Linked DNA regions of Homo sapiens: regions 1 and 3 are each linked to region 2. Evidence: chromatin contacts called from ENCODE Hi-C data. All regions are on one chromosome and are shown on one strand. The core of a region is the stretch at or near the end of the contact, and the rest is flanking DNA. Distances in the headings are between cores, read along the strand shown.

What was found. A loop is a pair of places that touch in the nucleus more often than their neighbours do. Pooled maps may share reads with other maps.
Region 1: a map with no recorded cell type shows a loop between it and region 2 (3-fold over the local background). The contact joins the enhancer-like site here to the promoter of CCSER1 in region 2. A Hi-C loop is called at or near these places in 3 of 37 single-sample maps with no recorded cell type and 2 of 50 pooled maps.
Region 3: a pooled map shows a loop between it and region 2 (2.8-fold over the local background). The contact joins the enhancer-like site here to the promoter of CCSER1 in region 2. A Hi-C loop is called at or near these places in 1 of 168 maps with a recorded cell type or tissue (endothelial cell of umbilical vein), 1 of 37 single-sample maps with no recorded cell type and 4 of 50 pooled maps.

What each region holds. Positions count from the first base shown.
Region 1 is chr4:90,840,189-90,843,344 of GRCh38, reverse strand. The region is part of intron 8 of CCSER1 (coiled-coil serine rich protein 1); the gene reads right to left. Among named protein-coding and RNA genes, the nearest start is that of CCSER1, 710 kb to the right of the region's middle. Within about 2 kb of position 1,489, at least 2 of the 41 ENCODE cell types and tissues checked have a DNase peak (open chromatin) inside an H3K27ac peak, as active enhancers do.
Region 2 is chr4:90,125,654-90,128,899 of GRCh38, reverse strand. It overlaps CCSER1 (coiled-coil serine rich protein 1), which reads right to left and starts at 1,506. Exons shown (of 11, transcript NM_001145065.2): 1 at 1,069-1,506. RefSeq lists silencers at 389-638, 749-948.
Region 3 is chr4:89,468,840-89,472,194 of GRCh38, reverse strand. LOC105377328 (a long non-coding RNA gene) reads left to right here. Exons shown (of 4, transcript XR_938981.2): 3 at 1,964-2,077. Among named protein-coding and RNA genes, the nearest start is that of GPRIN3, 160 kb to the right of the region's middle. Within about 2 kb of position 1,979, at least 4 of the 41 ENCODE cell types and tissues checked have a DNase peak (open chromatin) inside an H3K27ac peak, as active enhancers do.

The DNA of each region.
Region 1 (3,156 bases), core at 240-2,739, 710 kb before region 2:
CAGCAGATCAAAGAGCCACCTGAAAATCCGTAGGAATTACATTTACTGGATGCAGAATGGAACCAGTTTAGCAGTAAATAGCCACAATGTTACACACACTTTTTTTTTTCACTGACTCATTTAAGCCTTACCACATTACATGAAGTAGATACTATTATTACCTTTGCACTGCAGATGAGAAAACTGAAGAAATGAGAGGTTATGTAACTTGTAACTTACCCAAGGTCATGCAAATAATCCGTGGTGAAAAGTTGGGCCTTAAACCATCCAGTGCAGCTCTTAAGGGTTATTTATTAACCTGTGCTGACTCTTTTCAAGAGATGTCATCCCCTTCAAACTAAGTCTAGAAATGGCTTTCATGTGCTCTGCCAACCTAAAAGCAATTTCATAGTTCTAACAAGCAAAAGCCTCCTCACACATGTTTTTTGAGTATTGACTACAAACATGATAAAAACTGTAAATTTTTGGGAGAAAGGGAACCATTAATAATGCAAGAATGACTTTGTGAACTGGCATTGTCTTGGACAAACCAGAATACGGTTACTCTAACCATGAGGGTTCTTTGAATGACCCACTCCCTTTGCATTAGTTCCCTGAGAATCCCTGCCTATACCTTACCAGTGAACTGCATCCTTCTTATACATCTCTTTCCTGAAGGAGCTATTTTTCCTAACATTAAGCCCATTTCTTACTATTTCCTGCTTCATTTTCTGATGGTTCTCTTCAATGATCAGACATGTCAGGTCAATTACTACAGTCTCTTTTCTGCACATCCAAACCCATGCCCTATTGAACATTCCCAAATTTCCTCCTCCTTCCCTTTCTGACTCCAGTGCTGACTAAATTAGACCAGTTTCCTGTATAATCCAGATGTTGCTTCATCCCTGGACTAATCATTTCTGTACCCATTTTTGCATCTACATTCCCACTACTTTCCTATTTACTCTCTCCCTGAGAAGTTCTATCAAATTTCAACAGCAACAGATAGCCATAGAACTCACCCAATCAAGAAATTAAAATTTGAGCATACAAAAACCACTTTCTGTCTAACTTGTTCTTGACAAAGAAAAAATAACAAGAATTTTAATGAGATTATTAATGTAATAAACAATTGTCATTTTAAAAGACAGAAGAAAATATATGTTTTTGCTTTCAAAATAATTTTGCTTTGTTTAAAGATGTTTTGAATAAGAAACTAGTGAGAATAAGCTATGTTGACTAACAAATTAGTCCAGTCAAGGCTAATGAGGTGGAGTAATTAACATTTACTGAGCATAAACTAATGCCAAGCTGTGTTTTTTAATGGGAAAAAAAAAACAGAGAAATCAGTAAATACGTCAATATGCAGGAAAAGGGAAATATGAAAAGACAGACAGCAGAATGTAGATTAAACACAATAAGTTCCTATTTGTGAGTCATGCCCAAATTCTCATTCATTGGGCAACTTATAAGAATTAACTGAGAAGAGAAACCACAGTTTTTTACTTTGGAGTTTGGCTTATTGTTAGAAATAATGAATGAGAGTCAGACACACTTCCAGAGTACCAAGACAACACTCAGAAGAGGAATAATACAGCTTCACCTTGATTTATAATGTGAAAAGATTCAACCTAGCTTTTGAAAGTCTACAGAATAGAGAGAAGCACAGGTAAAGAAGAAAACTGCCCTAATAAACAGTTCTAATAGAAAATGTTTCCTGACCCAGACTATGTCAGGGAAAACATGCAAAATATTTTCTTCTTCTTCTTTTTTTTTTTTTTTTTTTTTGAGACAGAGTCTCGGTCTGTCGCCCAGGCTGGAATACAGTGGAGCGATCTCGGCTCACTGCAAGCTCTGCCTCCAGGGTTCAAGCCATTCTCCTGCCTCAGCCTCCCGAGTAGCTGGGACTACAGGCATCTGCCACCACGCCCGGCTAATTTTTTGTATTTTTAGTAGAGACGGGGTTTCATTGTGTTAGCCAGGAGGGTCTCGATCTCCTCACCTCGTGATCTACCCGCCTCGGCCTCCCAAAGTGCTGGGATGACAGGCGTGAGCCACTGTGCCTGGCCAAATATTTTCTTCTTTATTAAGCATTGTCTTCTATGTTTGTTTCTACCCTTGCTGCCACATTCCTGCTTTCTTAAGAATGAGTTATCTAAGTCACAAACTAATATTTTAATAAACTTTGTTTTTCAGAAGACATGCCATTCTCAAGCTTCTACATTGGCTGAGGTTTTCAGATACTGATCTTATCTGCCAAAGTGCAGGAAAAGCATCATTTAGTGACAACTTACTCTAGCTGCTGACTCAGTATCTCTAGAATACAGGTAAAAATCTCAAAAATCTCAATCAGGACATGTCAGGGCATGGTGTTTTAGAGCTGTAGGGAATCTTAGGTAATCTGCTTTATGTAACTATTATGCAATACATGATACTGTCTACTTGCAATTTTTAGAAGTTGTTTTAAGAGGTTGAAAATTTTTTTCTGCCTTCTTATTCAGATGTCATTTTACCAGCCTGAAGAAGAATTTACTCTCTGATGAGAAATGCCACAATTGCCAGCAAAATTCACAGTGACTTGCATACAAGGTTATAACTATTAAAAAAAAAAAGAGTAAGGAGCTTTACAGCTTTCATGGATGAGGGTGCTTCTTGCTGCAATATAGTGTTTTCCCTCTGTTGATATGCTTTAAGCTATATGCATAGGCACTGTAGTGAGGACATAAAATATATGAACTATGAAACATTTTGAATATTGACATTTTCAATTATTTTTTAATACTCATAAAACCTTACTCCTGAATTTGCTGAAATGCAGGGCGGTCTACTTCAGTTCATTAGATACCTAGTGGGAGGATGTAATCACAAAGCTAGAAAAATGTGAAACACTCCAGGCTAGACATCTTAGGCTAATCATAATGTAGGAAAGTTCTTCAAGGATTTGAGCACACAGCACTTCATAAATAGTACTGCTACCAATTAATTTCTCTAAAATGAAGATTACAGATTTCCCATGGTGAAATTAATGTCATAGAGTTAACGTCTTTTGTAATAGAAAATGGTTATTTTGTCGCCTTTCTAATTCTGAATTAAGATACAACCTTTCTCCTCATTCTTCTCCACCCACACACATTTAATATTAGATATTGGTAGAACTATTTAAAATTTTTCTCTCTA
Region 2 (3,246 bases), core at 257-2,756:
GTCCCACGAGAGGAAGGGGAAGCATAATTGCTTCTAATTCTGAGGCAGGGAGAGGAGAGAGAGAGAGAGAGAAAGAGAGCAGTTCAGGATACACTAAAAGGAAACCCCAAGAAATTTCACAACTCTTTGCCATAAATAGCCTTTCTTCTCACTCTGGATACCTCCTCCTTTACATCAGCAAGGCTCAGCCTCCACGCACGCAGAAGCACCATTCACAAATCCCTCCGTCACCCTTACCCCTTGCTGGCACCGTGTGTACGAGTCCCTGGGACACAAGCCAAAAGTCGAAGGGGCCAGGGGGCCACATGCGGTTTCAGCTTACGGCTGACTTTCTGCTCAGGTGAACCAACCCACTGGTTAGTCCAGAGCGCGCGCGCGCGCGCACACACACACACACACACACACGCACACAACCTGGGGCCCTTGACGCTCCACCACAAAGCAAGTGGTTCAATCTAAGTCGCTGCCGTTACTGCTGCCTCTGGGCAGGGTCTTGCTTCCAATCCAGGAAACTGGCGCCAGAGGACAAGCAGGCGGAGGCAAGAGGTGGTCCCGGCCCCGCACTGCGGTTCCTCCGGGAGCCCCTGGCTCCCCGCCCCCTCCTCCCCTTCCCCCTCTTCGCCGCCGTCCCCGCCTCAGCACCCGCAGCCCGGGGCGCCAGCGCTGACCGGTCGCCTCTACCTGCGGGACGCGAGTGGCGAGGAAGGGGAGCGACCCGAAGCCTGCGCCAACTCTCGCCGCCTTGGCCAGCGCTCCGCATCGCCCTGGAGCGGCCGCCGCGGCCGCAGGCAGCAAACCACGCAGCAGCGTGGAGGAAATGGCCACGCGGCGCACTGGGAGTCGCGGGCCGGTGGTGAGCGAGCCCGCCCGCCTCCTTCCCACCCCGCCCGCAAGGCCAGGTCTCTGCGCCGAGCACGCCGGGCCTGGGCGCGCGCTGCTCGCAGGCGGCCCCGACACGGCGCGGTCACCTGCCGAGCGGTCATCCCCGCGTCCGCCTGCGGCCGGCCCCGCAAAGCGGCGACGCGACGCGCGACCCGCTGAGCGCTGAGGCACCAGGGGCGTTACTACCTTGAGGGCTCCGTGCGCTTGTTAAGGCTCCTCCCGGGCACTCAGGGATTTATGTCTTCGGGGCACGGGGGTGTCCTTCCTGGTCCCCCTCCTCTGCCCTCCCTCCCCTTCTCGGCTGTTGGGCTCCTCTCCACTCCCAGTTGCACAGAGTCCAGCTGCGTTATTTAATAATCCTCCTGCTCCTCCTGCCTGCGCCAGCGGAGCTGCTCTGCCCGAGCCACCGCTTCCCAGTCAGTCATGTTGAGACAGAGAGAGAGAGAGAGGAGAGGCGGATTGGCAGTAGGTCGGCGACTATTTGTGGTGAGGGAGAGAAGAGCAGAGCAAGAGGAGGGCAGGGGAGGGACGTGGGGAGGCGCTTCCAAGTGTGTGAGTGCGCGGAGTGTGACTGTGTGGGGAGCGCGAGATCCACCTCCCCGGCAGGCCGCGCTCCGGGGCTGTGAGGAGGGCGGGCCCAAGCGCGGCCTTTATACAAGGAGGAGTGTGGTGGGCTGGGCGGGGCGGCTTGGAGGGCGGTGCCCGGCCCACTGCGTCCGCCGGATTCCACGCACGCATCCTCTGGCATCGACGCGCGCACACCCACTGCTGGCCCGCTGCTGAGTTTTCATTTTAGGGGAAGCAGTATCCCACCGTGCTGACCTGGCCTTTTCCCCCAGTCCATCCTAGTGCTTATGTGGAGTTCAAGTGCATAGGCAGGTCAAGACTAAAGAATAGGGGAAGTCTGAAGAGACGTGAAGTGACTGCGGGGATGCTGGAAATAAATGCACTGTATTTCTCCTCTCCAAGGTTCCGATGTTATCTTTTTTCTCTTCCTCCTGTAAGGGAAGGAATTACCAGATTCTTTCGCCGCTTTTCCTTCTCACCCACACAATTCACATCCTGACAAGTGTCTTCATTCCTCAGTAACAAGAAAAGAAACCTAGCTTCTTTCCTTTAAGCAGGTCACACCTCCCAGGAACCATTTGCAGCAATCAATTCTGTAAGATAATGCAAGCACTGCGACTGTGTCCGAGAGTGGAACTTGTGTTCCTACAAGGAAGGCCCTACACAATACAGGCATTACAAGAGAATCAGCTCAATTTGACATCATTTGACTGATGGTCCCCTGGAGAAAATTTGCCAGTTTAGAAATCGAAAAGACTTTTGATGCATGGTTCTGTTGCCTACATAATTTATTTTCCCCTGATCCTCTCTCCCCTTGCACTGCCTCATTTCCTTTCAGGTTTACACTAAGTACTGAACTCTTTCCCATCCATCCCCTTCTTTATCTCCACTCCAGTATATTTATGCCTTTAGCAGGCAATACAGCAAATGTAGTGCATTTAATTCTGTGTGTGTGTGTGTGTGTGTGTGCGCGCGCGCATCTGTTTTTAACCCATTCTGGTAGAATGTAGGACCATTTCTAGGTAGAAAATGCATCCCCAATATTAAGTTTGTACGCCTAACATCACCTCCCTTACCTTCTGCCCAGATTACAAGATGTTGTGATCAGGTGCACTGAGGTATTGAGAAAAACTTCCAGAAATCAAGTGATCTACAGTTTTTTCAAGGTGTGTTTGTGTGTGCGCGTGCGCGTGCGCACGCTCTGTGTAATCTAACTGGCTATGATCTAACTTCTGAAATGTGGTTATATTGGGAATAAAAGCAAGATGTATTTTTTAAATGAATCTGAGTGGTCAATGTATATTACAGCATGGGGACAACTCTGCTTTTGGGAGACAATTATAGGAAACATTTTTCATAAATTAGACAAAAGGAAGATAAGATTTAGGAGGCTACGGAGGAGGCGGCAAGGTTGACAATTCAGTTGTCCTATCTTCTTCCATGGCTTGTGACCATCGTACATCTTTAGGGTTTTGTCATATGCTGGCACCTTATATATTCTCCACATATTTTACCCTTTCACATTGATGTTCCTGTCTCGTAATTCTTCAATCTCTCATACAGAGTTTAGCAAACATTAAAAATGATTTAAGCATGTGATCAAGACCTAACAAAGAAGTGATATTAAGGAGTGTGATAAAAACAAAGTGATATTGGAAAGGACAGCAAGTTGGGACAGGTGCGTGAATATATCAATAATATAAGTATATAGGCCATTAAAGCTTCTTTGATTAAGCACTGGAAAAATGAATGGACTAACAAAGCATATTGGGATTGATAGTGTGCCCTATGGGACAG
Region 3 (3,355 bases), core at 730-3,229, 660 kb after region 2:
ATGTTAGGAAAATAGTGCTGGAATTATGAACGAATATTTTTGCATAAAATTGTCCTTTTTATGTTTTAACAGTGAAAACTTAGCTATTATTAAGTTTGTTATCTATATTAAGACATTATCTATATTAATATCAAAAATTGACTGGGCCTGGTGTTCTGGCTTGTGCCTATAATCCAAACACTTTGGGAGGCTGAGGCAGGAGGCCTACTTGAGTCCAGGAGTTTGGGACCAGCCTGGGCAACATAGCAAGACCCTGTCTTCAGAAAAAGAAGAAAAAAACGGATTGGTTATATAAATAACAGTACAATTATATAATTGAATATTATGCAGTCATTAAAAAATAATAAAATAGAACTGAATGTATTCTTTTAAAAGACATAAACAATATATTACTTTAAAATGCAGCTAAGGGAGAATATTATGGCACAGTTATATCTCTATCTCTCCCGCTAGCTCTACATGCGTAAGAAATTCTGCAAGAAATTACCAACAGGTTAATAGTGGTTATTCTGATAATGTGAAATTGCAAGGTTACTCTCACTTTCTCTCTACCATTTGAAATTTTAGAATAATAAAAAAACCCTGACTAGTATTAGTCAGGGCTCTCCAGAGAAACAGAACCAACAGGACATATACAAATACATAAGAGAAAGATTTATAAGAATTGGCTCATGTGATTATGGAGGCTGAGAAGTCCCACAGTATGTCCTCAGACCCAGAAAAACTGGTGGTGTAATTCAGACTGAGTACCACGGCCAAAGAAGCAGGAGAGCAGATGATGGATTTCACAGTCTGGGGCCAACAGCCTGACAAGGTAGGGAGTAGGCAGAAGTGTGCTGGTGTGAGTCCCAGCGTCTGAAGGCTCCGATGTGCAAGGGTATAAGCAGATGGATGTCCCAGCTCAAGAAGAGAGAAACAGAATTTGCCCCTTCCTTTTGGTTTGATATGGGCCCTCAACAGACTGCATGATGCCAGCCTATATTGTTGAGGGTGGATCTTCTTTGCTGAGTCTACTGACCGAAATACTAATCTCCTCCAAAACCACCATCACAGATACACTCAGAAATATTTTCCTAGCTACCTGGATATCCCATATTCCAGTCATATTGACACATAAAGTTAACCATCACAATATGTTATCTGAAAAAAAAATTTATGAAATGACTTCTATTGTTGCCTTATGAGGAGCTTTCTGAACAACCCTTTTTTAGACAGACAAAATCGTACAGGCCAAATGACATAGAAACCCTTTCTTCTATGTTTGCATCCCAACTCCTACCACTGAGTGCTTTCCATTCCCCAGCAACTAAACTTAAAACTGATATATTTCATAGGATTTGCTGCATAGCAAACTCATGACTACTTACTGTTCATTATTTTAGCTTTACATAGTGGTAAATTACACAAAGGTGTCTGGCCATTTGAGAAAAGCCCAAATACAGGGCTTCCTATTTTTATTAAGGTAAAACATGCTCTCAATAATCCAAAGTTGAAATTATGGAACAATTTTTCATTTCCTCTTTGCTTTCTATATTATGTCACCAACAAGGTCACCCATATACTTCCACTCCTTTCTATTCTTTACAATAGGGATAGGTAAATGTTTTCCTGTAAAGGACCAGGTAGTAAATATTTTAGCACAACATGCTTGTATTTTAAATACACTTTGCTAAATGAAATAAGTCAGACATTAAAAGGCTCATTTTGTATAATTTCATTAATAAACACTCTGGAAAAGGCAAAACTATTGGAATAGAAAGTAGCTTAATGGTTGCCGGTGGTAGAGGAATGATGGGAGAGGTGAATATAAATTAGAAGCAACTGGGAACTTGGGGGATGAGAAAACTGTTCTGTATGAAACTGTGACTGTGGACACATGACTCATTGCATTTGTCAAACTCACAGAAACGTAAGCCGCAAAGAGTGAATTTTACTGCACGTTCCTTTTTTAAAAATCAAACAGGATGTGTGGAGGAGTGGAACGCAAACTGCCAAATAAATCTAGCTGTATTACAGATGAATCACATGATCACACTAAAGGACATGAGGAAGAAAGGAGCTGACTTAAGTAACTTTGGTAAGCAGTTATGTGACGGTATATTTTAAAGACAAAAAGTAATGTACACTAACACTCTGCTCTAGTGTAGGGGTTGGCAAACTTTTTGAGTAAAAAACAAGATAGTAAATATGTTAGGCTTTGTGGGTCATATAGTCTCCATTACCACTTCTCAACCCTGCTGTTGGAGCACAGAAGCAGCCATAGACAATACATAAATAAATGAGTGTGGCTATGTTTTAACAACACTTTATTTATAAAAACAAATACAGGGTCAGATGTGGCTTGTGAGCCATAGGTTGCTAATTCCTGATACAGTTGGCAAATTAGTCTCTTACATGGGTATGGGTTTCATTTCATATTTTATAGTAAGGTTGAGCTAATAAGTAAATATAGTGTAGACAGTGAAAGCTGAGTTTCTCACTGTCAAAAGAAGAAGTTACAAATAAGGAAAGGGTGGATGCTGGAATGAACCACTGGTACTGGATTAGAGATGGAGATATCAGTATGAACTCATGATTTTCAAATATCTGCAAATGTAGATAAACAAATATGAGGCTCATGCCTTATGTTTATAGGCATGAGTTAGTGTAATACATGTATCTCCAGTTGTATCCATTAAAATGTGCTAGAAGAAGTATCATGCCAGCAGCAAAGAGCTTCATTTCTAAATATCATGTGCTCATAAAAGGAACTATGGTTCCTTGGAAAAATGATTCATTTCAGGGTTATGGCAGGAAAAATATAAACAATCCTGGAACAATTTGTGATACTGGAGAGTAAGAAAGTAATTAAAAATGAGCAAATAAAATATCAAAGCATATTCAAAGGGCAAAAGAGACAACCTGAAAAAAAATCCCAATAGCCAAAATTAGGACAATTTGAGAAACAAAAAAAGTAATGATAGTATTGTATTGTAACCCAAAGAATGAAATAAATACTCATTCTGATATTAAAAAAAAACTGAATAAATAAATCAGTAGAGGAAAAGAGACAAATCATCCTTACGAAATATTTCTAATTAAAAACTTAAAAGGCATAAGGGAAATAGAAAATAGAAAGTCATTGCTAGAACACCACAGCAATAATTGACTTATGCAGGATCAGTGATGGATCCTAAAATTGATAGGTAAAATTTAAGTAGAAATAAGATTTTGCATAGTCACTGTGTGTCCATTTGGACTGCATTAACAAATGATCATAGACTGTGTGGCTTATAAACAACAGAAATGTATTTTTCAACAGTTCTGAAGGCCAGTAAGTCTAAAATAAACACACTGGCAGGTTCAGTGTCTGGTG